Linked DNA regions of Mus musculus: all the other regions are linked to region 3. The links are chromatin loops, found by intact Hi-C in ENCODE. Cell type or tissue: heart. All regions are shown on one strand. Region 1 holds the start of Suv39h2 (suppressor of variegation 3-9 2). Region 2 holds the start of Hspa14 (heat shock protein 14). Region 3 holds the start of Dclre1c (DNA cross-link repair 1C). Region 4 holds the start of Nmt2 (N-myristoyltransferase 2).

What was found. Hi-C counts contacts between places; a loop is a spot of excess contacts. Peaks named below come from ENCODE experiments on the same cell type or tissue, not always from the same donor. Only the 100,000 strongest peaks of a DNase experiment are listed, where the experiment ranks them.
Region 1: a loop joins it to region 3, with 4 times the contacts of the local background. A loop is called at or near these places in 9 of 42 quality-filtered maps.
Region 2: it touches region 3 in a loop (5-fold over the local background); 9 of 42 quality-filtered maps call a loop at or near these places.
Region 4: it touches region 3 in a loop (2.7-fold over the local background); 4 of 42 quality-filtered maps call a loop at or near these places.

What each region holds. Positions count from the first base shown.
Region 1 is chr2:3,471,314-3,479,313 of GRCm38, reverse strand. Suv39h2 (suppressor of variegation 3-9 2) reads left to right here and starts at 4,328. Exons shown (of 6, transcript NM_022724.4): 1 at 4,328-4,611; 2 at 6,667-6,812. The coding sequence starts at 4,368. It also overlaps a transcript of Dclre1c not described here. In heart, no CTCF peak of the experiment used is centred here; DNase peaks (open chromatin) are centred at 4,263 and 4,683; H3K4me3 peaks cover 2,554 bases; H3K27ac peaks cover 2,390 bases.
Region 2 is chr2:3,509,312-3,517,311 of GRCm38, reverse strand. Hspa14 (heat shock protein 14) reads left to right here and starts at 4,498. Exons shown (of 14, transcript NM_015765.2): 1 at 4,498-4,678; 2 at 6,058-6,138; 3 at 6,215-6,297. The coding sequence starts at 4,622. Cdnf (cerebral dopamine neurotrophic factor) reads right to left here and starts at 4,247. Exons shown (of 4, transcript NM_177647.4): 1 at 4,071-4,247. The coding sequence starts at 4,185. In heart, no CTCF peak of the experiment used is centred here; a DNase peak (open chromatin) is centred at 4,381; H3K4me3 peaks cover 2,298 bases; H3K27ac peaks cover 2,007 bases.
Region 3 is chr2:3,419,936-3,427,935 of GRCm38, reverse strand. Dclre1c (DNA cross-link repair 1C) reads right to left here and starts at 3,805. Exons shown (of 14, transcript NM_146114.3): 1 at 3,610-3,805; 2 at 2,521-2,572. The coding sequence starts at 3,718. It also overlaps a transcript of Meig1 not described here. In heart, no CTCF peak of the experiment used is centred here; a DNase peak (open chromatin) is centred at 3,865; H3K4me3 peaks cover 1,618 bases; H3K27ac peaks cover 969 bases.
Region 4 is chr2:3,280,234-3,288,233 of GRCm38, reverse strand. It overlaps Nmt2 (N-myristoyltransferase 2), which reads right to left and starts at 4,022. Exons shown (of 14, transcript NM_008708.2): 1 at 3,828-4,022. The coding sequence starts at 3,937. In heart, a CTCF peak has its summit at 3,981 (motif pointing left); a DNase peak (open chromatin) is centred at 4,203; H3K4me3 peaks cover 3,381 bases; H3K27ac peaks cover 2,946 bases.

The DNA of each region.
Region 1 (8,000 bases), 51 kb before region 3:
TTTACTTACTCAAGCCATATCCCCAGCCCATCAAATTATAAGTTTGCCAATGCATGACCCATGTAAAGGTGTGTAAAGGATATAACCAAATATAGAAATAGGAGAACCACAAGTCCTGGGATCATAACCAAGAGTCTCTTTTACGGGGATGCAGCTCCATCAATGAGGGCTCTACTTTTGTGACCCAGTTACCTCCAAAGGCTCCTTCCTAAGTATACATATTGAAAAGTGGAATTTTAACATGTGATTTAAGAGATGAGAGGATACAAGCATTCAATCGATATTTCATTATAGGTTGATAGCTTTGACATATGTAAAAATTCTTAAGTGCTAAAAGGAAAATCAAAACAGGTTATTTGGGAAAAAAAGTCAAGTTATCTAAAATGACAGTGAGTGAACATTATAATATCTATACCTGTCTTAGGGTTTCTATTGCTGCGATGAAACCTCATGACCAAAACAACTGGGGAAGAAAAGGGTTTATTTGGCTTACACTTCCACATCATTGTTCATCATCAAAAGAAGTCAGGACAGGACAAAAACTCAAACGAGGCAGGAACCTGGAGGTAGGAGATGGTGCAGAGGCCGTGGAGTGATGTTGCTTATTAGCTTGTTCAGCCTGCTTTCTTATAGATCTAAGGACCACGAGCATGGGATAGCACAACTTGCAAAGGGCTGGGCCCTTGCCCATCAGTCACATCATTGAGAAAATGTCCTACAGGCTTGCCTACAGACTGATCTTATGGAGTCATTTTCTTAATTGAGGCTCTGTCCTCTCAAATGACTCTAGCTGGTGTCAAGTTGACATAAAGCTATCCAGCACAATATCCAACAAATGCTACTCTTCATCTGCTTTAATTCATTATTACGTCATGAGCCTCACCACAGATCTGAGTAGCAACGCTGGGTAGAGAGTAATATGATGTATATTGTTTTTGTTTTCTAGTAGTGAAATAGATTTTAGAGTTTAAATTTTTCTGTGTTACATAGTCTCAGTTCTGAATAATTGGTGAATCTTTGTTTTGTTTTGTTTGTTTTGTTGAGACAGGATTTCTCTGTGTGTAGCCCTGGCTGTCCTGAAACTTGTTCTGTAGACCAGGCTGGCCTCACTCACAGAGATCCCCCTGTTTCTGTCTCCTGAGTGCTGAGGTTAAGGGTATGCAGCACTGACCACTTAGTGAATTTGAGACTAATATTCAGATTATTTTTTTGAACTTATATTTTTGTCAACTTAATATTTTAAGTATATTATATGCTTATTTAAATTCACTTTTTTTTTTTTTTGGCTTTTTCAAGATAGGGTTTCTCTGTATAAGCCCTGGCTGTCCTGGAACTCACTTTGTAGACCAGGCTGGCCTCGAACTCAGAAATCTGCCTGCCTCTGCCTCCCGAGTGCTGGGATTAAAGGAATGCGCCACTACCGCCCCACTAAATTCACATTTTTTAAAAAAAGATTTATTTATTTACTTATTAGATTTATTTATTTATTATATGTAAGTACACTGTAGCTGTCTTCAGACACCCCAGTAAAGGGCGTCAGATCTCATTACGGATGGTTGTGAGCCATCATGTGGTTGCTGGGATTTGAACTCAGGACCTTTGGAAGAGCAGTCAGTGCTCTTAACCGCTGAGCCATCTCTCCAGCCCTAAATTCACCTTTTTAATCTAGTGTGCAGTGTACTCTATTTCTCAGAGAACATTCAAGTTGGAAAAGACAGGCTCCGCAGTTCAATCACATTTTCAGCAATGGTCATGAAAATTGAGGCGTATCCTAATCTGTTCCTTCTACCCCAAAGAGCATGATGCCTGCCTGCACCCCCACCCCACCCCCCGCCAGCAACTTCTGATTTTCTTCTTCCAAATCAATCGATAGCTGATGTTTACCATGACCCTCGGTTGAATCTCAGGACCTTTACCTTCTTACAAATTCTTTTGACCAAGCAGTATGGCCTTGCCCTGCAGTCTAGGTTATTTAGGAAGCTGAGGCAGGAGGGTCATTTGAACCCAGGAATTCAGAAATAGCCTGGAAAACTTGAGGTGATCCTGTCCCTTAAAAAAGTAAAGTTGATAATCCAAAGAGCTTTTGTTTATAATATATACAACTTCTTAGACAGTTAAAGAGTTTTCAAGTTATTCAATAGATTTTTAAAATAATTTTATTTTGTTTTGTTTTGTTTTTTTGAGACAGGGTTTCTCTGTGTAGCCCTGGCTGTCCTGGAACTCACTCTGTAGACCAGGCTGTCCTTGAACTCAGAAATCCACCTGCCTCTGCCTCGCGAGTGCTGGGATTAAAGGCATGCGCCGCTATGCCCGGCTAAAATAACTTTAAAATGTAAAAAGTAATTGAGCACGTTCTTCATGGGAATAGCATCTTTATAAAAACTTTTGAAACAGAAGCTCTAGCAGGAAGTGTTTGGTATTGTGTATTCTTTTCAAGCCTCTTAACATCTTGCTTGACCAGGAGATAGCTATGTTTTAATATATACTTTCCTCTGTTAGGATATGATACATGTTGTATGAGTTCTGGAAAATTACAGTACATCCATGAGAAAAACCACAGAGATCAAATGACAGGGCATTCCTGGAATCCGGGAGAAAGTGCTTGGTGCCATTCAGCGAGGAGGACATGTTCTGAGAGGTGTGTTTTGTGCAGGTTAGTGTGTAAAGATCACAGAACACTTGCAGAGCTGCTAACCATGTCACCAGGAGACAAAGTTGTTACACAGGGAAGACTGGGGTTCTGTGTTCATGGGTTTCCTGAGAGGCTTCGGGCCTACTCTTCTACACTCTGAGAATAGAGAGTAGACACTGAGGAAGGTTGGAGTGGCTGGCTCTACTCTATGCCCTAGAATTAAGAAAAACAAGGGAGCCAGGCAGTGGTGGCACATACCTTTAATCCCAGCACTCGGAAGGCAGAGGCAGGTGGATTTCTGAGTTCGAGGCCAGCCCTGGTCTACAAAGTGAGTTCCAGGACAGCCAGGGCTACACAGAGAAACCCTGTCTAAAAAACAAACAAAAAAACACAGAGCCTTGGATCTATCAGACAACTGCTATTCCACCAAGCTATCCTCTGCTTCCAGCATCCTTTGCCAATTTTTAAAATAAAACTTAGCAAGACCAAAAATATTTGTAAGACTCTACCCTGACCGTTTTTTGACAAAAGCTTTTAAAGAAGAGCTAGAGAACAAAGCCAGACAGAATGCCTGAGTGGCCTCTGAAGAAGTAACATTTGAGTTAAATCTAGTCACGTGAGAGGGAGCAGCACATGAAGGGGAGTCAGTCAGTTCTTTGATCTAGACCGTGATTTCCAGTTTAAAGTGTTTATTGGGGGAGAAGGGAGCTTTGGCTAGCACCTGTAATTCCAGCTCACCAAAGTGGAAGCAAAAGGGTCAGGACTTGAACATGCTTCTCAGACAAAGCAAGTCTGAGGCTTGTTTCATTTTCTGTTTTAAAGTCTCCTTAGCTGGGTGGGAAGTGGCTGGAAGGGGAGCAATGGAGAGGTCAAGGCAGCTAGGCTGTTTTGGCTGAAGAGAAGACAGGCAGTATGTGCTTGTGAATAGCATTGACATGACTGGCTTACAGAATTGCCGATGGTCTTTTGTGTATAATGGTTCCTCTTACAAGTTTTCAGATTTACAGTGGTAAAACCGAGAACGACCTGACTCTCCCCAAGCATATATGGCTAAAACCTGCCCTCAGCTTAAGTCTGTTAATGTTAGTAAGTCCTTGTCCTAAGTGTACCTTTTACGTTTGCCTTAACTAAGAGGGTTCTTGGCGGGGTTGGTTGGATTCTCACAATTGTCAGGCTTTTCCTTTGAGTCCAGCTGCTACATGGCCACATCAACTCATCAGAATCTCTTTGAGTGGTTTAAACAGACAGCACCTCTCCAGGTGAACCCAACATGCAGTCAAATTTTAAGATCCTGAGTCCTGGTGGTGTGGAGTGAAAGGAAAAGTAGTGGGGCTTCGTTGGGTTGAAGTGCTGAGGAACAAGAGTGGGAAAGGAGCTACCTGCGCACACTAACCCCGCACAGCCTATTTTGCGTTTTGTGGCGGGCACGTCAGGTCTTTGTGAAGCGACTCAGGGGACCGCATGAAGAATCATGGCAAGCGACCTCCGAAGTCAAAGCGAGTAACAAGCCAGCGACGGGCAGGGCCAGTTTCCACGGAAGGCCCCGCCCCTTCCCGCCCCCACCGTGCGGCGCAGGCGCGGTAGCTACCACCGCAGGGGTCGGTCTCCGCTGACGTCAGAACGCCTCGCTCCTCTCAGCCTCCCCGCTCCGGAGTCCCTGGCGGGCCGGGGCGGGGCGTGTGGCCAGCTGAGTTCTTCGGGCTGACCGCGCCAGTTTGAATGAAAGCTCCGCAAGATGGCGGCGGCCAGGGCCAAGGCACGGGGCAGTGAGGCAGGAGCGCGGTGTCACCGGGCTCCAGGTCCGCCCCCGAGGCCCAAGGCCAGGCGAACGGCGAGACGCCGCCGCGCGGAGACCCTGACGGCGCGACGCTCGCGGCCGTCTGCGGGCGAGAGGCGCGCCGGCTCCCAGCGAGCGTGGTCCGGAGCTCCGCGGGCCGCGGTCTTTGGCGACGAGTGTGCACGAGGTGCCTTATTCAAGGGTGAGCAGGAAAGCACACGCGCTGCGGCGGTAGCGGTCGCCACCTCCGAGCCGGGGGTTGGGGGTGGTGGCGGGGCTGAGGTGCGGTGCTGGAGAAAGGGAATCCCCTGGTGCCTGCGTTCGAGCGGGTCTGGCCTCGCCGTGAAGCGCCTGCACACGCAGCCCTGAGCTCCGGGAAACTTTGGGGGGCCCGGCTGGAACTTGCAGGTTATTTCTGTGGATGCTGAAGCCGGGGCACGCAGTGCGCGTGCGTGCGCTCGAGTCGCGCGCCCTTTGAAAGTCTGGGTTGTGCAAAGCCTTCTGGAATGAAAAGGTTGTTCTCCAGCTCTTTCCTCCGCTCCACCCAGATGGTGACACTATTATTCCCGTAGGTAGCTCTTGCCTCCTTGAAGCGTGGTGGGGATGGGATGGTGGAATGGTTTTTATAAACGGGATGTTATAATCTAGACAATGAGGCGTTTTCCTCTCATCATTTTTGGCTGTGGGATTTTGTAAACCAAGTGTTGGCAATTTTTCTTTTTAACATTTCGAGATGCCCCCAAAATGTAGCATTTCTGTTGCGAGGGGCGGTGCATTGTAATTACACGTAACGCTTCGTTATGACGTTTTCATACGAATATATGTACGTTGATCCTCCGATTCAACACCACCCTCCATTATAGTGTTGTGTTTTCAGATTCTCAGCTAGGGGTAAAAATTGAAAAGATAAATAAAACAGCAAACAACTTGGTTACATAAACAAGAGGACTCTCCTTTGCAGATGATTAGCATAAGGAGATTAGCATTAAGACAAAACAGCCTTAAGATTTTTAGAAGCGATTTATGAGACGTTTTTTACAGCTTTCTTGTCTCCAAACCGCCACACCTAAGCAAATAAATGTATTCTGGCAAATTTGAAGGAAAGTCTTTTTGCAGGTGCCAGAAATATGAGTTGTTTGCAGTCACTGGAGTTCGGAAGCTATCCTCACTGGTTTCTGACAATGAAGTCCTTACTGGGAAGGATGAGGAAGGACTGCGGGGAAAATTTGAGCGGTTACGCTGTCCCTTCCTGGAAACTTACCTTAAAAAGGTTTTTGCCCACCACTTCGGAGAACTAAAGACAGCTTGATGAGTTAGAGATACATTTTCTTTGGTCACCTCTGTTCTCAACAAAACACACTTTTTTCCAGTGAATCCCATACACAAAAAGATTGGGACTTTCCCAAAGTTGTGTAGCTAGGTGACCCACCAACGGGTAGAGCAGAGGACTTTTGATCATCTTGTATTTATCCTGATAGTAGGGGTAGTGAAGTTTGTTACATTTTTCTAGACATCAGTTGTGTGATTATATTTTTAAATCCAGGATGTAATACAGTTCATTTCTGGCCTCCGTACGGGTATTGTTTAGTATGTCTGATTTTCAAGTCTGGCTTATGGAATATTTCCACCTTGTATTCTGTTTTGTAACTGCTGGCTTGAAAACTGTAGGAAACAAGTATTACAAAGCTCACTATGCTCTCCACTTAAAGTAGAATTCTCTGGCTTATGCATGATGAAAATACATTTTACCATGCACAAAATAAATGAAGCTAAAATCTCTCGACTTTTTACAAAATGGAAAAAGTAGGATATGGATTTCATATTTAAATTCTTATCATCTGACTAAAAGAAGTGAAGTTACTTTTAAGTTGTGGCCATTTTAGAATATCTTTTAGATATATTTCTAACAAAATGTCTTAGCTGTTTATTAGGAGAACAGTTTTATTCTGTGTAAAAAAATTTACTTCATTTTACCTTCGCATTTATATGTAACCCTAAGAAATTTTAGATGTGAAATATTTTAATTAGCCAAGCAAGAATTAGGCAATGTGGGTAAAAGTGGGATAGATGTCCACTGGAAAGTAAACCAATTTACCAAAACTAGTTCTTTATCCTATAACTTTTTCTTAAACACACATATGTAGCTTCTTGTTATATGTGTTTCTAGACTATAACATTGTCAGTTGAGAGGGTTTTAAGTTTTTGTTTCAGCCTAGTAGCTATTTTATTGGTAAAGAATTCTATTTTCTTATTGTAGCCTGGTGTGTGCCTTGCCTAGTTTCACTTGATACTCTCCAGGAATTATGTAGAAAAGAAAAGCTCACATGTAAATCGATTGGAATCACCAAAAGGAATCTAAACAATTATGAGGTGGAGTACTTGTGTGACTACAAGGTAGCAAAGGTAAGGCAATGTCCAGCCCCTTGGCAGAGACCTGTCCACACTGCAGTGTTTCATGTTTCTCTAACATAAAAAGAGCCTCAATATAAGTGAAGCTCTTCTTGTTTAACGTTGTAAGATATAGAGTTACTCGGTCAACACTGAGGGGATTCTGAACCGTCAAATGCTTTTGCATTAGAATATTTAGGGTGTTTATATCCTGCATCCAACTCTTGACTGTTTGCATATGGATTCCCAGAGCAAATTTGTTAGGCCTGATTGGTTTGTCCTGCAATTCGTGTTGTTCCTGAATCCTATTTCCTATCACTGGCAGGAACCCAGGTTTCAAGCCAGCTCTAGAATATTGAATGTCCTCTAGGAGAAGCAGCAAGCATCCTGCATTCTGTCTGACTCGGTGCCCTACAGGTGTGGTGTGATAGGATGGACTGACTTGTGTGATCATTTCAGTCCACTGTTTCATAGCTTACAATGTGAGCAAATTAGTTCTTCCAAGAATCTATTTTACCTAAATCCCATAGTTATAGTTTCCATAATCCATTTACTTGTAGCCTTCCTCTGAGAACTGGCCAGTAATCTAAGATCTTACAGATAAATAATCAGGAGTCCTACATAAATTATGTGATTTTTTTTTTTTTTTCATTTCTGCTGAGCTTAAGTGCATTTCATCCTTTGAAATGCTGTCTTCCTGTGGTAGCATTGCCTTCCCCAGCACAGAGATCTTGGTCTAGCATCTCTCCCAACACCCTCAGCATCCTGCTCGTAAGTAAAAGAGCCTAATCATGTGCCATCGTGGTTTACGAGCCCTAGACTGAGCAGTCCAGCTGAGAGTATCGTTTGATCATATGCATTAACTCCATTAAGCTGTGCCTGCTGGACCTGGTAGCCCTGGAATCCCAGCGACTAGCAAGGCTGAAATAGGAAGCTCATAAGTTCATGCCCATCTTGCGCAACTTAGGCTCCTTAAAACTTAGTTTTAAGAACGTTTTTAAAGGAAACTACAGCTCCGTGTTAGAGCCCAGCAAACATAAAGCTCCAATCATGCTTTCAGTCCACACGTGGAAAAAAGAAAAACAGCAAACCCCCAAATTTCTCCTGTTCTCATGTTGCTCAGTTCTACTGGACAGGGTTTTCCCTGTTGCTTTTTTCTTGTGCCTGGTTTTCCCAGTGTTTGTTACTATTTTGGTTCTTTCC
Region 2 (8,000 bases), 89 kb before region 3:
ACCAAACAGAGACACATACATAAATAAAGGTAAGTCTGCAAACTAGAGTTCTAAAATGAAACAGTGTACCTGCATATGGCCCTTACTATGAGTGGAGCCTGTTGACTTAGGAGCTGAGCTGGGGGAGCCAACATGAAGGCCGAGAGGATAGTTCACACTGAGGAAGTCACTATAGACTGCAATCATTTACAGACTATATGAATTTTTTGGAAAAAATAGCTTATTTCTTCCATGATAAATAAACTTTAGATTACTATAAGTTTTCCACCATATAAATTGTTTAATTTAAAAAAACTGTTTGCCTGTCTTGTTATGACACTTAGCTCGAAACACAAACATACTGCAGTGCACCTTTCTTCTTTAAACCTTTATTCTTTAGGTCACTTATCTATTTACTTTTAAAACTTGATTGTAAAAGAACTAAGGCACAAAAACATGCGTTAGCCGAAGCCCACACAGGATCCAGATGACGGTACCACTGCCCCCCACCTTGTCCCACTATGACCCTTTCAGAGGCAACAGCACACATGGATTGGGCTTGTGTAGTAAAATTCCTTTTTTTCTGGGATACTTGGGTTGTTTGTTTATTTTTGCTTTGAGACAGGATCTCCCTGTGGAGAACAGGCTGGCCTCGAACCCACAGAGATCAGCCTGCCTCTGCCTCCTGAGTGATAGGATTAAAGGTCTGAAGCAAATCCCTCCCTTCCAGAATATTTTCTCAAGTGCCTGCCTGAGGCTAGTTGACACTTTACCTTTTCAATTAAGAAGAATCCAAGCAATGATTGTTGAAGGTAAACAGTAAATACTGTGCTCTACATGTTATATTGCTGTCATTCATAAGACCGGCCATTTCCTGGGTCTGTTGGATCCAGACCAACACAAACGATTGATTAGAAACAGGGAATTCAATATCATTGAGCAGTAGAATGTTTTCATAATCCCATAGAACCATGTTAGTGCACATGGTCCATCATTGACTGAAATGTTGATGAGACACATAACTATAAATCTGAGAATTAGGATGCGGCCCAGGATGGTATGTAAATGTGTAATTCATCATATTCAAGCAATAGTCAGACGATGAGACCACAGAACAAAGGGAGCTGGAGGAAGAGCAGGCCTGGGGACCACCTTCAGGAAACGCCAACGTTTAGAGGTGGAGAATGTGAGACAGAATGAGAAAAGGACTCGTAGGAACAGCCAGTGAGGTAGGACAAGATAAAGGCCCAGTGTTCTCCCCAGAGGCAATGACAATAAACAACAACAACAAAACAAACAAAAACCCATCTAACTGATCACCAGTGTTATGAGCCACCAATAGAATGAAAAATGTCTTCTGACGTATCTTTTACTCATCTTAATTATCAAATACATTAAGTCTACAAAGAAGACACCTGCTGTCATGATCACTGTTGTGAGCAGGAATTCATCAGTCTCTAAGCAATCTCCCATCTTGTCTTCCTATAAGAGAGATCCAGTCTTGCAAAGGTCTCATATCTCTTCCCCAGCATATCCTCATTTGATTTCTAAACATCTCTGCCATTCTGACAAGGAATCATCAATCCAAATGAGGAAACTCAAGAACTCTAACTTTTGTTTTTAAAGATGGACATTTGTCTCACCAAAACATGCATGAAATTTTGCCACAGTGCATATGTATCCTTTATCAGTACTCTGCCTGTTGAGTATAATAACAGAGTTTTAAATCCATGGGATGAGAGACATCATCTAGAGAGACTTTTTAAAAGTACATAGCTGCGTGGTGTGTAGTGAAATGATTTTTTGAATCTTCTGAGAAACCGTGGGGGAGGGGGAGACACTACCTGGTGGAAACTGGAAAAACATTAAATCCAGGAGAACCTGACAACCCTCCCAGAGATGGGGCAAGCTACAGGATGGAAAGACACCAAGACAAGGCAGTAGACCTGGGGAAAAAGAAAGGTAGAGAATCCATAGGAAGGTAGAGTCAATAGACAAGCAATTGGCCAGCAGAAAGAAAGAAAGAAAGAAAGAAAGAAAGAAAGAAAGAAAGAAAGAAAGAAAGAAAGGAAGGAAGGAAGGAAGGAAGGAAGGAAGGAAGGAAGGAAGGAAGGAAGGAAGGAAGGAAGAGGAAATACAGAACAAACCAGTTAATTTTGTTAACCTCATAACCTCATAGCATAGGAATAAGTTCCATTTGAGGATTACTTTTTAACTACATCACGTTTTTTGAATACTTAGTCACTCCATAATCACCTGACAGAAAATATGTCCGGAACTCTGGGGAGAAGGTGGCTTGGATACAGAGATGTAGAATTTACTGGACAGTCAGGCAGATTGATTTTTTTTTGCACTGTATGCAGACTGATAATAAATACAGAGGGCATGACACAGAAAAATTCCAACAACTAAGCCATGGCTAGGCCAAGCATTGATGGCACGCATCTTTAATCCCCACACTGGGGAGGCAGAGGCAGGCAGATCTCTCTGTGAGCTTGAAGACAGTGTGCTTCATAGTGAGTTACAAGCCATTTAGGGCTACATAGTGAGACCCTGTATCAAAAGGAAGGAAGGGAGGGAGGGAGGGAGGGAGGGAGGGAGGGAGGGAGGGAGGGAGGAAGAAAGGAAGAAACAAAAAACAGAAGCCAGCCATAGCCAAAGGTTGAGAAGCACATGAACAAATCTGGAAAATGTTTGCCGTGATGGAGGCAAAGACAGAGCAGCGGCAATGTCAAAGTCATCAAGGCAGGGACTTCAGGAAAGAAAAAATTCTAATACTGTCGGGAGTCACAGAGAAACCCAAGTTCAACCCTTGGATGTCCTTGGATTAGTCTCTGATAACCTCAGCACAGATGATGGAGCTAGTAACTTAAGGGTCCCCATTTGTGTGCATTGGTGTGATGTCAAATGTGTGTGTTACATTGTTGTTATTTAAGGTTCAGGGTTTTCTTTGTTGTTTTGTTTTGTTTAAGGTTTATTTATTTTATATATGTGAGTACACTGTCACTGTCCTCAGCCACACCAGAAGAGGGCATCAGACCCCATTACAGATTGTGAGCCACCATGTAGTTGCTGGGAATTGCACTCAGGACCTCTGGAAAAGCAGTCAGTGCTCTTAACCACTGAGCCATCTCTCCAGCCCTTTTTTGTTTATTAAAGTAGTTTCATACATCAATCTATAATGATTTCAAAATAGTTTGAAGTTCTATAATAAAATCCTGCTTGCCCAAGATGAGATCTTTAACTGAAATTATAACTGTTAAACCAGTATCTTTAGCTACAGAAATTTTAAATAACATCTAAACTTATTTTAAATTTCTAGAGGAAGGTTTGATAATTGCTGATAGAAAGCTGGACTCCAACTACTATTAATACTATTTACTTACAATAAGACTCAACTGCCCATTCCACATGAATCTTGTCTCCATTTTCTGTTCAGTACATCTGCTCTCAAGATGAGAAGATATATGTTTACATCACTTCAATAAAACAAGAAGTGCTACAGTGGTCCCAAAGGGACTATCAAAACTGTTCATCTTGGCTCTTGTTAACAGTCCTCTACAAAATACACTGTTTTTTTGTTTTGTTTTGTTTTTACAAAACCTAGGTACTATAACACCCTCAAAACCAGGTGGGATGGTGGAATTGAAGGTATGATCGCCAAGTCCACAGAAGAAAACAGGCGTCTATTTTATCGTTCTCTAGGAATTAATGTGCTCCTTTGTAAAGCAGCTTGTCTATAAAGTCCTAGTCAGCCGTACCCTTGTCTTTGATTTCAGCAACCCTAACGTATTGCCATGTTTTATTTACCTCCTAGGAATGGCAATTAGTTTGAACCTCAAAACATGTCTTCTGAGCAGAGAAGCAAGTCTCCTCGGTTAGGAGCAACAAAATCAAGTTGGCAGCGGAGACCATTTGCACAAAATCTAATACGAATCCTATTTCACTCCTTTTTCTGCGCCACCTTAATAATGACAGCAAAAGCAGAAGGGTGAAATGTTATTTACAGCTTGGGCCGGGAGAAGCTGCTTAGGCAATTGCTAGGCTGAGCGCGGTGTCGCCGCCATGCAAGCAGGTCACACACCGCTCACCTTCACAGTCAGCCCTCGGCCCCACACCGGCCTCCAGGCCCTGCGCCAGCACAGGGTTCGAGATACAAAACCCGGCGCAAAAGGTCACCAGAGCAGTTGGACTGATGCACCGCATGCTGAGCCTGGGACCCGGAACTACCCACACCTTCCTTACTGTAGTGGGGGCTGCCTCGTGAAGCCGGAAAGAGGCAGGAAACAAGTGACGCAATCTCACCAGGCGTTCCCATTGGCTCTGATGAACGGCGCTCAGGAGAGGGAGGAGCTAATGACCCTCTTCCGGGCCTTTCCGGCTTGAGCTTGAGCAGACCGGCGTTTACGCCGGGCTCCCAAGGAGCGCGGAGTGATGCGCTAAAACTATTGGCTAACCGTTCTGATGAAAGGCGGCATCCTTATGTTGATTGGCTGCGACTTGGGAGGCCGGCGCAGCAGACCGGACGCAGTAGGCGGGCGGGAACGTGAAGTCTCCGCAGTGCCTGATGGGCTTGTTCCGAGGAAGCTAGCTGAAGCTGCTGAAGGGTCCTTCGTTGAGCTGCCGTGGTCTCCGCCGCCTTATGGCGGCGATCGGCGTGCACCTGGGCTGCACATCAGCCTGTGTGGCTGTCTACAAGGTGAGCCTGGGAAGCTGTCTCCGGGTTCCGTGGCGGCCACCCTGTTTTCTGGGCTCCGGGTCATCGGCCCGGGAACCGTGCGTGCAAGCAAGTGGCAATGTTGCGGGTTCTCGGCTCTCCCTCCAAGGCCAAGCACGCTGTGTGGAGGGTGGATACAGAGAGCCGGATCTTGGATACTCCAGGGTATCCTGGACGTCTTGGCTGTTTGAGGAGTTTTAGGGACGAAAAGGCCTCAAGCATGCAGGGTGCACTTAGGAGACCGGGCCATAGGATGCCCAGAAGAGTTCAAAAGACGTCAGGGCTCCAGGATGCCTGGAGTCCTCGGGGCGGGGGACATCGTTCTTGTAAAGACGCCTAGAACAAACCTGGATGTCAGGACCCCCTGGATGCTAGAGAAGTCCTAGTGACAACTGACCGCAGAGTCCCTAAGAGGTCACGGTGACGTCACTGGTTCGGGGTTCCCGGAGGTGGGAGGTATTTGAATTTCTGAGCAACCAGAGCACTGTGTAACTGCCCTCGAGAGAAGGGTTCCTAGTTAAGAACTGACTCTTGCTGTACACACTTGATTCTAGAACTGAGAACTTAACAAGGAACTATAGCTTTTTCCTCCTCAATATCGATGGAGAAGGAACAATGTTAAGGAATTTAACCGATGCTATCTTCGGTTTTAAGTCTCATTCGATTTATCAGGAAAGTCCCAGGGGAGTAGCTACTTCGTTTGTAGGGAAGCAGGTGGAAAAGCTGTATTTGTGGGAGAGTCGTGTAATCATGCTTGCTAGGTATAGAATGTTGTATACATTTGATCCAGCTTACTGCACAGATCTAAACGGGAAAATGCATGGGCTAGAAGAAGCCTTTTATTAAACTATAAGAAACAAATAGTGGCAGTTAAAAGACCAGTTTATGAGGGACAATCTAAGAAAGAGAGACACTGCCAACCTAGTAAGGTTTTGCAAGGTGGAGTAGTCTGAGGACTGAACTCGGGTAGCCTTGTGCTTTTATTGATTGTTACGAAAAAAAGGCCTTTTGGCAAGTCAATTACTGAATACCAGAATGTCTTCTCTGATCTCGTTGTCTGAAGGACCCATTGCCTAAGCAATTATCAACCATTGCAAAAATTCCTGGTTTGCCAAGAATGTCTTGCTACTGAGGTTATGCAATTCCTCAGTTTGAAATTCCCAAAGGAAGAGCAACCCCATAAGTCCCATCACTGATTATTTACAGAAGATGACTTTAAGGCCTGAATGGGTGTCACTCAGGCACCTGAGTGAATGCCAGATACAATGGCATTTCTAAAATTCCATTACAATCTGCAGGTATATTCAATGAGATTGTGCATTCCAGTGTGAGAGAACTAACCCTCTCACATCTTTCCTTAGGATGGCCGGGCCGATGTGGTTGCAAATGATGCAGGGGATAGAGTCACACCAGCCATTGTTGCTTACTCGGAACGTGAACAGGTACGGTCGAGTACTCTCATCGGTGGTTCTTGAAAATAATGCAGAGTCTTGTTGTTAATGTGCAGTTCTTTTTCAGGTGGTTGGACTGGCAGCAAAACAAAGTAGAATAAGACATGTTTCAAGCACAGTAGTGAAAGTGAAACAGATCCTTGGCAGAAGGTATGGCATAAAGTACTTTAAGGTATGGTAGCCAAACATTCAAACCATGCTTGCACATTCTGGGCAGAATGCTAAGGAAACGAGAGACACTCCAGACTGTTTAATGGCGGTTACTTTAGGGAGAGCCCCAGGGGGGTTGTTCAGAAGTTTGCTTCTTGCTGACAGGTCTCATAGTATTAGTGAATGCCAGCACTCACTTCTAGTCATTTATGCCAGTCACAAGTGGTTCTTTGGCCTTTTGCATTCTTGTATCTCCTTGAACTGAGTGAACTAGAATTATTTTGTTGGAATTGGATGATTTCTCTGCATGGTGGTTGAGTTTTGTAAAATCTCTTATCACTGGTCATAATTTCTTCAGCTACTATTGATTTTCCTCCTTGGCCCTTTGTGACACTTTCTGGGAACTAACTTTTCCAGTTGACTCACAAATGTAATCGCTGGAGAAACAGTTTAATTAATATCTTAAGAAGCAGGTCAGTTATCTGTTATGACTTTAATTAGAAGATTCCAGAGGCTTGCTTCCCCAGACTTCCGTCTGTTCGAATCATAGATTATCCTAATAAGTAGGGCCCTTTCATTTCCTCTGGAGTGTGGTGCTTGGCGATGTTTGAGTGTTTTCACATCTATGATGCTATTGAATCCTCTCCATCCCCATAAAAACTGGTTGGCCAGGTATCAGGAGGTCAAGGCACCCGGAATTTGTGACTTTCCCAAATTACAGTGGTGAATTAGATAAGCCTGCAGGTGGGGACTTCTAATCCTTAGCTCCCTCTGCCTTTTCTTCTTCATTTAAGTAGGATGTAAATATTAGGCATTTCTTTGTATTGAATTTAAAACTTGGGGATTGTTAATTAGATTGAATATTTCATTTACATAGGCATGTTTATTTCATGAGCTCTTGACTGCTTACACTAAACTTGATATCACTCTATTAAAGAATGAATTCAGATGTTTTTGTGTGATTATAATCCTATATTCATTAATGTTGGTAGGTGTTATTAAGCGTATTAAAATGTACTGGTAAGCATATTAAAAATAAATTGGCAGCCAGGCGTGGTGGTGCGCGCCTTTAATCCCAGCACTCGGGAGGCAGAGGCAGGTGGATTTCTGAGTTCGAGGCCAGCCTGGTCTACAGAGTGAGTTCCAGGACAGCCAGGGCTACACAGAGAAACCCTGTCTTAAAAAAAACAAAACAAAACAAAAAATTGGCATAAAATGTTTTTGAATTGTAAGTGGGGGTATATGAAAGATCTCAAAGCCAGAGTCATTGAGGAGCCAGGAATTGTTAAGTAACCTTCCCCCTTTGGAGATAATTTTCGTTTCCTGTGAGAGAATGAAGGTGACCAGTATATTATTAGATTCACCGTTTCTGTCAGTGATATTGTCCTACAAGACTATAGTTGAGCATCGCAACCAGAACACTAATGTTGATTCAGTCAAGACAGAGAGCCTTTCTGTAGGATCCTCTCGAAGCCAGTAGTGTTTGGATTTGTTTCCTTTATGCCTCCAGAACTGTCACTTTTCAGATTATGTACTTTGTATCAGCAGACCAGCTTAAGCTTGCTTTTCTGGCCTTGAAGGTTAAATCCTTTTAGTAAGAATGCAGCAGTGAGTCCAATGGGTAACACACAGGCACACCACACTAAATGGATGCAGCCAGTAAAAGGCCAGTGCCATTCAGACAGACCCAAGGCCATGGCTCT
Region 3 (8,000 bases):
AAGTCTGATACACCCACACATTCCCCCAGGAACAGGAAGAGAGGACTTATATCCCCTCATGTGAACTGGGTAGATCTCTGTAAGTTCAGGATTTTTTTTTTTTTTTTTTTTTTTTTTTGGGTTTGAGACAGTGTAGCCCTGGCTGTTACTCTGTAGACCAGGCTGGCCTCTAACTCATAAAGATCTACCTGCTTCTGCCTCCCACATGCTGGGATGAAAGGCATGCGCTAGCACACCCAGCAGCTGTAGGATTTCTTCACCACAGAGTTTCTCTGTATGGCACTCTATCCTAGAACGCGCCCTGTAGACTAGGCTGGTCTCAAACTACCTATATCTCTGCCTTCTGACTGTTGGGATTAAAGGCATGAGCCACTGCCATCCCAGCGAATTGCAAGAGTCTTAAAGCTTGCTTAGGGGAATTTGCCTGCCTCCTGACTCTCTTGGGGTTTAGCTTGTATGTTTGTTTATTTCAATGCTGACTCACTATGTCACCCTAACTTGGAACTTGCTATGTAGACCAGGCTGGCTCCTAATGCACAGAGATGTGTCAGTGCATCTTTCTCGTGAGGACTTTCACTGAAAGCACATTCCTCCATGTCTGTCCCAGGACGAACAGTTTTAAAACCTAAATTCTCTATTAACAAAACCAACCGTCCCAGGTTAAAGAAACCTTTCAGAGACAGACAAGCTCAAGAAACCGGCTATTCTAGGCCTTGTTGCTGTTATGTGTGTCTTCCCAGGTTACAGAATTATCTTCAGATAATTTCAGTCTTGCCTGATGCTAGGCAGGCAGAAACAAGAAATTCCCACTATGCACTGTCATAATTCCCCAGAGAAACTGGAGGCTGGGTATCATTTGAAAACACTCTGTTACAAGGTAATGTGTCACACAGCAATAGAGTGGATGCATAGGCTCAGACCTGGTTAAAACCCTGGTCTCGCCACACCCTGCTTCTGTGACACTGGGCAACTAATTTAACCTGCCTGGCTTCTTTGTTTCCTCATCTGTAAATTAGAAGTAATAAGAACAGGTATTTTAAAAGTTACCAAGCAGTTCTAATGAGGACACCAGCTCCAAGTAGACAGCAGTAGAATTCTCGTAGGATCATTCTATCTAGGGTAAACATTAGAATGAAATAGTTGTTTTTTCCTATACCCAGGGTGGGCATCAGAATGAAGACTTGTTTCCTAGAAGTACTTTGACCTAGAAGAAATCACTGTAGAAAACAGTGATTGTTTTCTGTTATCTATAGTTATTATTCTGAAGGAAGTTTCCATCCTTTGCATGCCTGGAGTGTCTTGCATTATTGAATACTGCAAATAGTGCACCCTAAGGGTAAAAGCCGAAGGGCAGGATGATCTCCTTCACAAAACATCTACATTAGATTAGGGGCTTTGGTTGGAGGAACTTTTGTGTAGTAATCCGTAACGTGCTTCCGGTGAGGTTGTTTGACGTTCTGTTCATCAAGGCTGCTCCTCCCTGTTGTATCAGAGCCTGATTACACTCTGGAGTGACCCTCTTTGACTGACCCTTGACTCAAAACTCTGTCCGACAGTGAACTACTACATTCTCAACCTCTATCATGTCTGGCCCATCGCAGCAGCCATCGCTCACCACTGAGCCACCTCTCCGGCCTAGCATTCTTGCTAGCAGAACCACCATTTACACACATAAACATACTCTTACAAAAACAAAGGTACAGCCGGGTGTGGTGGTGCACGCCTTTAATCTCAGCACTCGGGAGGCAGAGGCAGGTGGATTTCTGAGTTCGAGGCCAGCCTGGTCTACAAAGTGAGCTCCAGGACAGCCAGGGCTATACAGAGAAACCCTGTCTCAAAAAACCAAACCAAACCAAACCAAACCAAACCAAACAAACAAACAAAAAAAACAAAGGTACATCAGCTAGCAACACAGACGGATCACAGAAATACAATAGTAAGAGCTAGACAGGGCTGGAGAAATAGCTCAAGTAGTTAAGATGGCTGCTCTTCCAGAAGGCCAAGGTTTAATTCCTAGCACTCATAGGACAGCTACACACAGGTAAACAAGCATACATGTAAAATAAAAAAATAAATAAACCTTTGAAAAATATTGAAGATGTCTTAATCTATCCAGTATATGATCCTGTTTATTTATTTTCATTTGTTTAAGACAAGTTCTCACTATGTAACTCAAGCTGGCCTTGAACTCACAAATCCTCCTGATTCCTCCATGTTGTGATTAGACCACCATATTAAGCCACCTGTTTATATTAAAATTCAAGAATATCCAAAGTTAGCTCATTGTGACAAAAACTCAAAATAGGAAATACTTCTTGGAGAAGAAGCAGGTAAGACTAGACAGGGGTCTGGGACATGGTAGTGTTCAACTTCTTATCTGTGTGGAAGCCACATAATGTTTATATAAGCTCATAAAGTTTATACAGGCTACCCTGCTAGGGTGTATGTCCTGTTCTGCCTAGGTGTTATCTCTCAGTTAAGATATCTACTTAAATACAAATAAGTAACAAAGCCAATTACCTGCATTCCAGCCTTCTTTTCAAGGAAGGAGCCCTTAATCCTTTCATGTGATCTACAAGGAAAAGAATTAGAAATCATAACCATGTTTTGTTTGATTTGGTTTTTTAGAGGATTTCTCTTCCCTGCAACAGCTGGGTTGTCTTTGTAAGCTTCCTACTGTGAGAAACTACCTAAGGCTCACCATTCTGAGCAAATAGATTCCCACAGGCCTTTGGCTCTTCTGCACATGACGAACCTTTCAGAGTAGGGAACAGGAACCACTAAAAAGGGTTAGACCCTGAGCTGATGAAAGCTATTCAAGTCCCACCTGGGTCAGGGGACATACGCAGGAAGATCAAGTGCGAGTATGAGAACCTGGGTGGGCTGATATGACTCCACCTAGGATACGTGAAGCTCTGCCCCACAACCTAAAATAAGTAAATAATAAAGAAGAAAAATGGGGGACACTTGGCCAAGCTTATCGACTGGTTGTACACACACACACACACACACACACACACCCAAGAGTATAGTGTGAGAAACATTTGTGTGTGTGTGGGGGGGGGGGGGTTAAAGGGAGCGAGGGAGGGAGGGAGAGGGAGGAGGAGAGACAGAGAGACAGAGATAGATGTACAGATCGATCTTGGGCTCTTGCCAAATATCTCCGGGATGTAGAACTTCTGAAACACGTGCCTGTGTGAGAGAGGGGCATTTCGCTCTTACCTAATGTCTTTGGGTGTAGACGTTCTGAAACGTGTTTTCCTTACTCGAGATAAACGAGAATTAGGGAAGTTTGGGCATGAGCTAATTAATTAAGCCTTACCAAACATACCCTCCGCTGGGACAGCAACCAGCACTTCTAACAGCTCTGCCTTACCACAGCGTCCAGGTCTGATTGCAACCGGAGCTGGGGTTAGGAGCTGGGGTTACAGAGGTGGTACAGACCAGGAGCTCAATAAAGCCAGAGGTTAAGCGCCAACTGGCATTAGGAGTGCTTCCCAGTGCCTCGCGGAGTCCCAGCCTGTCCTCCCCTCACCAGGTGCCGACCTCTGCCATTGCCTCTTCAGACCATAGCGCCCCTGAAATAGGTAACGAGAGGAGCTCACTCACCCTTGTGACAGTGCGAAAGGAAGTAGGCACGGGCTTTCAGGTTCTCCCTGTCGAAGCGGTCAATGGAGATGGTTGGATACTCCGCCATCTGTCCCTGGAAGGAGCTCATCGCACCCGGGAACACTAGACCCAAAGCCCACCTCGGAAACAGAAGCACACACTGACCCTGGGCGCCACTTCCGGGAACCTGCGCACCGCCTACCCATAGGCCGGCAGAGCTCAGCCACATCCAATCAAAGGACCCTTGAGGTAGGGGCGGAGCCAATGGGCATCCAATCCTGATCCAGCCTCCCAAGTCCCTTGGTTTAAATAACTGCACCAGCTGGGCACGGAGAAACAGCTGTGCGTAGTTTGTGGGTAGCACTGGCTGGTCATGGAAAGTCACGTTCCTGCCAGAAAGCAAGAAAAGACACCGAAGTGTTTGTTGCGCAATGCAGATCTGCCCGCATCTGTGGAGGAACCAAGGCAGGAAACGAAACACAACTGAGAATGGAGGCCAGAGAGCTTCCCTTTTCTTAACCATATTGCCTTGCATTTCCTCAGATCTAGTGAAGATCGAGTTCTTTTCACTTTTTTAAAAATCTTATCCCAATTTGTATTTTATAGGGTAACCACGAGGATTGGATGAGTCATTGCCTCTGACTCTTGGTTAGTAGATTCCATTGGTAGTTGCTCCCTCTTCTGTATTATATAAGCTAACTATATTTTGAAGGCTACAATTCAGACATAGATTCTTAGAGCAGGGGTGGGGGGAGTAAAGATTCCATTGATCTGCTGGCCTCCAGTAATCATTTAAGTTGTACTTTGAGGAAGTCAGAAGGATATATAAAGAGACAGAGGGAGAGGATGGGGGGCAGGGTGGGAAAGTGTGTAGTAATCATACTAAGATCCACCAAAGACTTTGTCAGTGGCATTTATTTTCTCCTTCCTAGCAAGTTCTCCTCAGATACTCAGCACTGTTGATCAACTGGAACCTCCAAACCCTGCTATGCAGAACACTTTGGCAAGCCTTGTGGAGGTAAACAGGAAAACTGAAAAGAAGCAGTGTCTGCAAAAACTGAGCGACTGGTTTTAGTACTGTGGGGAGATTAGAATGTTGCAGATCCAGAAGCGAATTATCGTATCTTGAGCTAGTTCTAGCCCTTGGGAATAGCCATCCCTTGTTTATCTCTGTTGGAATTAACATCTTGTGAGTAACAGATGAAAACCTTTTGGAATCTCCTAGTTTAGCAGACCACTATTTTCACCTAACCCAAAAATTAAGAACGTCATCAGATAGCATCTCGGGCCTATAGAAAAGCTTTCTCATCTTTGCTCTCCGATGTACACTAAATATGACCTGACTTAAGACTTTCTTCTATAAAACTGTGAAACTCTTTCCTTGTTGGAACATGGAATTTAGGATGACCCAAATCTCTGTTCCAGCCCCAAGGTTATTAAAAATGGCCCCAGAATAAACTCTCTTTTTCCCTTTAAGATGAGGTTTCTCGATCCACAGTGGTTACATGGCTAACTCTGATGTGCCATCCGAGTTCAGCACATTTGAAAAGCCACAAAAATGAAGAATATGACAAGAATATTTTCACAGAGGCAGAAGTGATCATGGGATGATGCCAGGAGTAAGCTCTGAGCAGAGGGGTCGGAATGCCAGGGTCAGAGAACATCTGGTTACTCTTGCAGTCATAATACCTGGTTCTATTCACATTCAGATATTCATAAGGAGGAAGCAGGGAAGTAGAGGGAAGTGTTCTGGATATACACACCAACTTATACATTCCACACAGTAGTACCGGTAAAGCCTTGGTTTTGTATAAGATGGTCTTTCCTAGACTACCGGAGGACAATTGCTGTGGATGGGTTGTCTCTACAGGACAATACATTCTGCACTGAGTCTGGTCGTCGACAGAATTTCTCAGAAGTTGGAGCTCCTTGAGAGGCAAGGCAAACTAAAATTCACTCTTACTTACTTGTTCGTTGCTTTTCTCGTTACGACGTACACAGTAGGAAACAGTTGTGAGAATCAAGTTGTCACTGTAAGCAACATGCATGCTTATATTCTTATGACTGAACTTTTTCCGTTCGAGACCCCTTTCCTTTGAGAAGTTTTACACAACACTGGACACATAAGTATATAAAACAGGCATGCAAATAAAAAGTTTGCTGGTAATAAGTCCTAAAGAGATCTATTTGAAAACAAGTCTTTGGTATACATATATTTAAAAACCAAATCAGTCTACTAATGGATGGGCAGGTCTGTTTCTTTTTACAGAAAGAATTAAATCTTGACAATATCTGGTGCTTCAGGATGCAGAATAACTTTAGCATTTTGTTTAGAGTCAATTGATACTAATTTTATAATCATCTGTGCAGAGACTATGGCCTTGCACAAATGAGACAACAAACAAAATGGCAGATGGATATTTACAACCATTTCAGAAATTGTTGAAAATTCTGTTCTATTTCCAAGTAAATTTGATTTTTTTTTTTGAGGTAGGGTTTCTCTATGTAGCCCTGGCTATCCTGGGCCTTGCTCTGCAGACCAGGTTGACCTCAGACTCTGAGATCTGCCTGCCTCTGCCTCCCGAGTACTGGACTCAAAAGCATGCACTACCATGCCCAGCAATTTTTTCTTTTTTATAAAGCTCAAATCAGCATCTAAAAGGATAATTTTGGAAATTGAACATTTCAACACAATACAACCCATCCATATATACTTACACGCTGAAGGATAATGGTAGGAAAATATTAAAAGTCTTTGCTTTCCATAATTAAGTCATTGTTTCTATGTAAGAAAAAAATGCATGTACAGCAAAAATAATTGGAGTTCTTGAATGTGAGGTACTTCAAGCAGTGTTTGTCAGTGTTGTGTGCCATGACAGCTTATGCAATGTGGAGTGTGTTTTGTGTTTAGAATTGAGCCTGGCAGGTGTGGTGGCACAAACCCTTTGTTCCCAGCACTGGGGAGACAGAGGCAGGTAGATCTCTGTGAGTTTGAAGCCAGGCTGGTTCACATATCAAGATCCCGGTCAGCCAGAGCTACATAGGGAGACCCATCACTAAACAACTACAGCAAACACTAGAACAGAGACTTCTGTGTTGTTTGATACAGACATACACTGTGGTATGATCTCCTCAGATTAATTATGTGTTTGCTTTTGAGTTCATTTTTGGCCATTTTGGGTTCAGAAATTGTTTACTCTCTTTACAAACTAAGACAGGGAGACAAGTCATGGAGGGTGAAGGGGAACTGCTAGGGTGTTTGGAGAGAATGAGAGGGAGAGGTGGGTGTGGCTATAATTGAAGGACATTGTTTAGGACTGGAGACACAGCTTGGTAGTTAAGACTTTGTACTGTTCTTGCAGAGAGACCACCTTCAGTTCTCATCACCTGCATCGGGTGGCTCAAAAATCACCTGTCTTTCTAGTCCCAGGGGATCCAACACCCCCGGCCTCCATGAGCATCTGTACACAGGTGCATATACTCACTGAGACATACACATGTATATGCATGTACAGACACAACACACACACACACACACACACACACACACACACACACACACAAAGAGAGAGACAGACAGACAGACAGAGAGACAGAGAGACAGAGACAGAGACAGACTTTTAAAAAAAAGTTACAACGTTTACATGCATGAAATCTGAATATAGGATTCTATGGAGGTTTCAGGTAAGGAACCAAAGAAGCCCACTGCCATACTCTAGGAAATCTGATGGTCAAAACTCATTTATTTGTTCAACAAGTAGTTATCTGCTCTCTACAATGTTACAGCTCCTGGGCAGAACACTAAGGCACAGTGTAAAGCAGTCAAAGAACCCTTGTTCACAGAATGACTACCCCGCATAATGTGTTGCCAGCACTTGGGGAGTTCCAGATGCTGTCTGAAGTGTCCTGTGTTTAGTATTTCTGTCTCACAGCAACCCAAGCAGACAGGCTCTTATTGTTCAGTTGTTACATTGTTATGTAAATTGCACAAGGTCTTCTCAGTAAACAGAGTCCAGACTTAAATTCAAGGCCTGTGTTCTGAAGTGCCTTCCTCGTAGCTACCTTGCTTTTCCTGCTCATAGTGGCAGCAGCGGCAATGTGATGGTGAAATATATTTCCTCACTTTGAGCATGCTGCATACACATTTGCATGCTAGGAGCTGTTCGGCTAGGTATGGCTGGTGCAAAGTGACCCAGGATTACCGAGGAAGACAACAAACCTATAAGAGTCATATGGAAATTTCAAGGCTTTACTGACCTTATAAACCTCTGAAGCTTTCGTTGTTTATTTTGTTTGTTTACTGTGAATAAAATAGAAAGCTATTACAGGGTCACAGCCCAAGCCCAAGACTGACATAATCTTACTTAGATTTTAAGTGTCTGGTGCTGACT
Region 4 (8,000 bases), 140 kb after region 3:
TAACAACAGTAACAGTAACAACAACAACAACCAGTAACAACTATTTTATGAATCAGTTATGCCACTCTTGGGAATATACCCAAAGAACTCTAAATCAATATAAAACCTTTTATTATTTTGTCTCAAGCTTTTTTTTTTAATTTTTTATTAGGTATTTAGCTCATTTACATTTCCAATGCTATACCAAAAGTCCCCCATACCCACCCACCCCCACTCCCCTACCTACCCACTCCCCCTTTTTGGCCCTGGCGTTCCCCTGTACTGGGGCATATAAATTTTGCGTGTCCAATGGGCCTCTTGTCTCAAGCTTTTTTTTTTTTTTTTTTTGAGACAATGCTGGCTATGACTTAAACGCAAGGTTTTCCTCAGCTTCCAAAGGCCAGGATTACAGCCACCACATTTAACTAAATTTTTTGTGGTATCAGGGATTAAATAAAGCCAGATAGATATGCATAGTGGGCAACTCCTCTACCAGGAAAGTACATTCCTGTACCACCTCCACCCCCAATTTCTGATTGCCACAAGGTGAGCAATCGTATTCCTTAAGTCATTCTATGCTGGGCTTCTGCCCCACCAGTCACAAAACTGAACTAACGGACCACAGCCAGAAAGCCCTGAAATTGTGTGTCCAAAAAAAAAAAAAAATCAATCTTTCATTCTTTAAACTGTTTTTCCCATGTAATTGTCACAGTGATTAAAAAGCTGATTTTCATAGGATGAAGCTAAGGAGTCCTCTAGGATGTAGTTTACAAGTGGAGAAAACATTCCTTAATAGGGCAAGAAGACCTTGGGTTTAAGTAGACTTAACATTGTGGCCATCTTCAACAGTTTTTCCAAATCCCTTCAGAAACTGAGAAGGCAGAACAAATCAAGACTGAGTAGAATAGTCCATATTAAAGACCCTGAATTACCTCTGCAGCCTCACACTGGGGTAGGCAAGTTCCTAGCAGAGTCATCCTGGAGACAACCTCTCCCCACTGCCACCCAGCAAAGGAATGATAGCTTCAGTCATTTGGACTTTTCATTGGCCTCAAAGTTTTCAAGTTTCCTCAAGCTCCACGAATCAGGTGGTAAGGCAAGTCACTGAAGGGATCTTTTTAGGAAATCCTCAATTATCTTACTTCTAATTGTCCATATTTTATTTGAAAATAATAAAACTACATTGTCTGAGCTATCATCTCACTACTTAAAACTGCCAATCTCCTTGTTCATCAATGCTTTGAGAATGCATGTAACTTTTAGAGTGGTATACTGCTACCATACTTGGGTGGACCAAAGAGTTGATGTACACACTTCCCATGACAAAGATGACACTCAAGTATTTTATAATACTTATGCTATTGCTTTAAATTAAACACAAAACCTCATCTTCTGTTTATGGGCATTCAATATTACCCATAAAATAAAATATAAAGCTAATGAAGAAAATTCTGCAAAAACAAAAGCATAGTGGTATCTCACTGTGTATTTTTCCTTTATTTGTATCTACAGTTTCAACACAGTAAGCTAGAATAACTCCTAGATGCATTATACTGAATGTTGGGTGTATATTAATCCTTTCAAGCCACAGGGGAGCTATTGAACAAATTACAGCTCCATGTACTGACCATGGCCTATTGGCTCAGAAGTAATACTTTGCCTATTAGAGGTAAAACATTATCTGTTCATTCTCCAGAGGCTCTTTATTTGTTGTTTATTTAAACTAGTGGAGAATGAAGAGGCCAAGTAAGGAAGGAAAAGTTTTCTATATTTTAACACTGATAAACTTTAGCTACTTAAAGAAAACTTGGGTTTCTATGGAGCACTATCAATTCATGAGCCAAATAAAACAGAACGACTTCCTTAAATTGTACTGTCTAAATTGAAATCAAAAGAGGAAAGCAGTTCAACAGAGCAGAACAGTTACTTCGGTTTTGCTAATCTCTCTATACTTTAATATATAACAATTACTCCATTATATTAATTTTTTAAACTATAAGTTATCATGTTGCCTACTCTTGGTTAAAACAGCCCAATCTACTGGGCAGCTCTAAATTTTGATTAAGCATCCTAATATATAATTAATGTGCTGATGTGTAATAAATCTGGAAACCTCTTAACTGGGCCCAAAATGCCTGTGGATGCTCTTATGGGAACTTCAAACAGCCTACCTATAGCAAGGCATCAAACAATTCCAGATCAGTGGTTGCAGAGAAGAGTATGTCTTTGTACCAAGGGTATCCTGGACTTTGTAAGGAAGGAAGCTTGATTTAAACCCCCACCCTAGCATACCAATCACACAGAACAATATAACTTGAAGAGAGATAAGTCCAGGGTCTCCCCAGAAAGATAACCTACGGGTGCTGAAGTTCCTTGAGTTATCTATCCACTGGCGTGCATATGGACCCACTTCTGGCAAGACGGCTAGTGTTTCAAAAATACACTCATATTTAGCTATCACAGGCAAATTTCTATTACTCATAAACAGAACTCAGGCTAAGATTTCTGAAGAATTGCCTCTCTGGGCTTAAAAAAAATCTAGACTTGAATGATAACATTCAGTACTTGCAGCTGCCACTGAACTGTTCGCTGAAAACCTTAAAAAGCAACATGCCAAAGGGAGATATATGTAGTCAGCTTTTCTTTTTTGACATTTGTCATTTAATATCTGATAACGTATTCAAGATCAATACAGCCTCCTTTCTTAAAGCTTAAAGTAAACGTTGAAATAAAATACAAATACTTTAAAGACTCTCCATGAACTGAATAAATAAGCCATCTGTGACTCAGGCTTCCCTATCGTGTTTTTAGGCTGACCCACTTCTCCAGTCACCATGGTTCGCAGAATCTCACTTCTAAGGGGCAGCAGTAACAGTCTGTGCCAGCGCATAGTTTGAATCCAACAGGGTAAAAGGCTGAGGCAAACAGCACCTACAAAGGGACACCGGTCTTTATTTAAAATGATCCTCCAAACCCCGCCTCTAAAACAGAACTTCAATACCAGCCTTAACCAGAAGCAGTCTTTTCTCGAAGAAAAAAAAATCAAGTCTGTAGGGGAGAAAAGAGGGCAGCATAGATTGAGAAACCGATCAAATGTTAAAGTACTTGGTGCATTTGGCTTTGGAGATCAGACACCAGTTTTGCAGGAGGGGCAAGGTCGGGGCCGCGGGAACTCCGTTCACCCGTCAGCTCTGCTCTAGAAAGCTCTGAGGGCACGCTCAGAGGCCGCAAAGCTGAACGCCCTCAGGCGTCGGCTGAGACCTGTCTCCCTCCCCCTCTCCCGGTCTCGGCGCCCCTTTCCCGGCCTGGGAGGCAGAACTTTGCGCAGTTCGTCGCCAGCAGCCGAGACCGCCAGAGGCGCATCCCTATCCCACCCCCACCGCCGGCTCTGCGGGTTTCCTCTCTACAGGGGGTTAGTGGCGGCTGGGGGGGGGGGGCGCGAAAGAACTAGAAGGATGCCAAGGCACAAGTGGAACGACTTGCATCTCCCTCGCCTCGCCGGTCCAAGACGCCGCCACCGCAAAGGGAAGGGCCTTGCGTCCTTGCTAAGTTCCCACCCGAACCACTCGCCGTGGTAGGGTGAGGCCAAGCCAGCGGGGGCGCGCGGCAGGTGACTGTCGCGTCGCGGGTTCCCGGGCCCGAGTCGCAGTCTCCCCGCCCACCTCAGCCCTCGCCCACCACTGCGTGCTCCCCGAGAGCTGGGAGACCTGCACCTCACAATGGTCTCGGGATGAGGACACCGCCAAACGGAGCCTCCGGTCTAGGGGCTCCCGCACGCCACGAGCGGGCGCGGGAGCCCTGAGGTGCGCGCGGTCCCCGCCCTGTCGCGCCCGCGCGCCACCTCCTACCCTTTGGCGTGTTCGGTCTCCTCCTCATTGTCTCCGTCTATTCCGCACGTGTCCTGGTCGTCCAGCTCTAGGCTCTGCTGGCTGGCCGCAGACTCGCTGTCCTCCGCCATCGCGGCGGCTCCGAACGGCTGGGGAGGCGGCGCTCCGAGCAGCAAGCAAGGCGCGACAGGGCGGGCGCGGCCGCAGCTCCCTCTAGTGCCGCCCACCCTCGGGCACCGAGTCTCGAGTCTGCGGCCCCGCCCACCCCCCGGTCACGCCCATCACAGCCGGCCCGGCCCCGCCCACTCCCTTGAGGCTCCCGCCTGTCTATGCAGTCCCGCCCGCCTCAGTCAGGGCGGGCCCCGCCCACATTGCGTGCCTACACCCGCCCACTTCATCAGTTCTCCCACTTAGGCAGTCGAGGCCCCGCCTACCTCGCCTTCCCACTTCCGCCTATTTTAGCGGGTGAAGACCGGCTCCTCTCGTGGTCCCGTTTCCGCCTGGGCTAGCGAGGCTCCGCCCACCTCGCCTTCCGCTTCGGCTCCACTCCGCCAGCACTGCCCCGCCCACCTCGCTCGCCCGCTCGGGCCTCCTCAGCGGGCACGGCCCCGCCCACCTCAGCCAGCAGAAGGGCGAAAGCACGAGGCCGGCCCTTCCTCAGTCTAAAGCTGTGAGGTGGGGCGGTGGGGGAATGGTGGAGCCGGAGCGGGAGCCGGAGGCCGAGGCTTTTGGGCTTGGGGCGTGGCCTGAATGAGGATGCGTTTGTGGCTCCAAGGCTAGACCTGGTCACTGCAGGCTGGATTGCAGGGCTGCGCGGCAGCCTTTGCGACCACTGCCTACAGATTCTATATGTCTGTGTGCCTCAGCGCTCTCGACTTCTGCAGGGATTTTTTTTTTCACTCAGGCCTGCGATTCCCTAAAGCTCTCCCTGCCTCCTCTTCCACATGTTCTTCAAAATTTTCCATTTCACATTTTAGTATCTAATGCTTATCGAGCCAAAGCTCCGCCCTCCCCACCTCCCCGCTGCAAGCAGCCTCAGAGTCCTCAACAGAAAATGACTGGAGTTGGTTTTTGTTTGGTTGACTGGGGTTTTTGTTTGTTTGGTTGGTTTTTTTCTTTTGCTTGCATGTTTTTGTCTAGATGGGTTCGGCTGAGAACAGAATGAACATTTTGTGAAACATGAAGACACCCAGATTAGGGGGATTGGGTCGTTTTAGGCAAGTCTGTCGGCTCTCTCCTAAGTGAAGGTCATGACCTAGACCACCAAGGAAACCTGTATGGGCAGTGTTGAAATCGTCCTCCATCAGGAAACAGGAGAGGAAGAAAGCCAAGCATGGTGGCCCATGCCTGTTATCCCAGCAGTCCTGGATGTAAAAAGTCCCGGAGGTCAAAATGAGGAGTTCTTTGAGGCCAGCATCCACTGCATACAGAGTTCAAGGACATCTTGAGCAACAACAGACTCCTCTCAGGGAAAATAAAGGACTGGGGGATAGAGGAAAGAGAATCTCCTGGGTGTACCAGATAAGGCAAAGGTGAAATCCATATTGCTGTTAAATACTTCCCACAGCAGGCACTCGGTTGCATTCCAGAGACAGGGATTTTTCAAAGATCCTGCCAGACCACCAGAAGACTGTGAGGCGGTTTTACAAAGGCAGTTGCTGAGAAAGTTACCCAAACTCTGTAACGAGGGGAAAACTCCCTAAAAGCCACCTGAAAATTTTAGTGTAAAGCAAATCTCCCCCCAAACACGCACACAAGTGCACACACACACACACACACATGACTATGTGGTTAACATGCAATGAGCTCGAATGACCTAGAGACAAAACTTGCAGAGCAATTTCAAAGCCCAACATTTGTCTGACCTTCTTGGAGGAAGTGTAAGTGGGACCCAAAGATGGAGAAAATGCACTTCTGTGCTTAACAATTGCAACTATTTCTCAGACAAGGTCAAATGTGGCCTCTAGGTTCAGACTTTAGGATAAAGGCAGGCAGAGATGACTAAGGTTCCTGACCCTCATCTTCATAAACTGAATATAGCTGAATAATTAACCTGTCAACAGAGACCTAACCAGGAGGTATGAAGTCAGTCATTTTAACCTGTCAGAGGGCTTGGTGGCAAGACAATAGAGACTGGGGAAATCAATATCAAGATTAACATATAAAGGAAGCCAATAGGCAAAGAAAACATGGAAGCCTTCCCTCCCACCCCCTACCCTCAGTCCACATAGCACAGAATAGAAAAACACATTATAAGCACATTGTATTCAAATGTGTGAGAGACTGGTGCTTTCTGAATGTCCTGTGAAGGTTCCTGTGTCTTATGGCATAGTCTTTTGAGGCCCTTCCCTCAGCCCACTAACCCACTCTGTTTCTCAGGAGTGCCATTTCTTTCTTAGTAAAGTAACTATTTCTAACCGTGTGTTCCCCAGTGCAGTTTCTTATCCTGAGACACAAGAGTCAGGTGCTCTCTGAGCTCAGAGCAACCCATGTCTATAACATGTTCAAGCATTTTTCAAACTCCCAAGGCAAAGGAAATACAGCACACATTTATTTATTTTAACTTTCAACAAACATTACCTAAGAAACCAAAAAAAAAAAAAAAATCAAGAAAGCAAATAATTCTGGAGAAATTGAAGAGAGGACATTAGAATTCAGTAAACATCAGAAAATAATGACAAGCAGGGAACATTGTTCTGCAGAATGCAAAGGAACAGGGCCAGACATTTGCACAGTGTTAGATTGAAGCCTTATATAATCCAAATGCTTCTCTGCAGAATATTAATCTTTTACAGGAGAGAGAAGTTTGTGGCCAGCCCCGGAGGAGTCCTAAATTCTATCATCATGTGCAGAAACTCACCTCGCCTCCAAAGGGCTTTCTGTCTCTCTCTGGCTTCATCCAGGAGTCAGAGCCAAGTGGCAGTGTCGGGAAGATGAAATCCAAGTTGAGGGGAAAACACTTGTGCAGAGTGTTTGCCAGTGTGTTAAAAGTGTCCCGTGGGACTTTCTCCTTCTGCTTGGCTTATCTTTTTATGGAATACAAGTACAAGATTGTGTTGTTGATCTTGTTCACTTCTTTTTAAAGTATATATATATATATATATATATATATATATTTTTTTTTTTTGGTTTTTCGAGACAGGGTTTCTCTGTATAGCCCTGGCTGTCCTGGAACTCACTCTGTAGACCAGGCTGGCCTCGAACTCAGAAATTCACCTGCCTCTGCCTCCCGAGTGCTGGGATTAAAGGCATGCGCCACCACGCCCGGCTTAAAGTATATTTTTAAGCGTCATAAAATATGCAGTGTAGAACTTACTGTCAAACATTTTGTAAGCATATAGGTTGGTTTCATTTCACACCACCAATACGTAGAACATTTCCCCTTGCTGAACTACACCTCTATACCCATTAAGCAACTCCTTGGTTACATCTTCTGGTCAGACTGTGGGAAATACCGGTCTACTTTTGTGTATGTAAATCTGACTACTGTAGAAAGTCATATAAACTCTTCACCTTTTTTTTTTAAGATTGATTTATTTCACATAATATAATGGTCTCAACATCCTTTATGTTAAAGCATGTGTTGGCGCTTCCTTTCCTTTGAAAGCTAAATACTATTCCATTGCCTGTATGTGTTATGAGTCCATTCATCAGTGGGCATTGAATTTTTTTCCATTCTTTGGGTACTATGAAAGCAAGACCTTGCTTTCAGTTCTGGTGAACAATTCAAACAGAAGTAAAGTGGCTGAATCATATGCTATTTAAGTTTTTGAGAAACAGACAATGGTGTCTATACACGGCTGCTCTGTGTCCATTCCTGTGAATACACAAGGGTTCTTACTTATCTGTAAGACTTGTCTGGAGACTCCAATGCTTGTCCCTCCTACTACACTTCTTTCCTTTCTTTTGTCCAACAACAGCAGTCCGACTGGGTGGGGATGACATAATTCAATATAACCAGGGACACATAGCATGCTTAGATATAAAGCACATTTTAAAGCCAATAATAAATATTATGTTTCCATGTTTGTGTGTGCAAATGTACATATAGGTATGTCTGTGTGTTTGGAGGCCAGAGAACAACCTTGGGTCTCATTCCTCAGGTGCAATCCATCAGTATTTTTGTTTTTGTTTATGGTTTTGTTTTGTTTTGTCTTGTTTTTTAAACTGGCTTGAAATTCAACCATGTAGGCT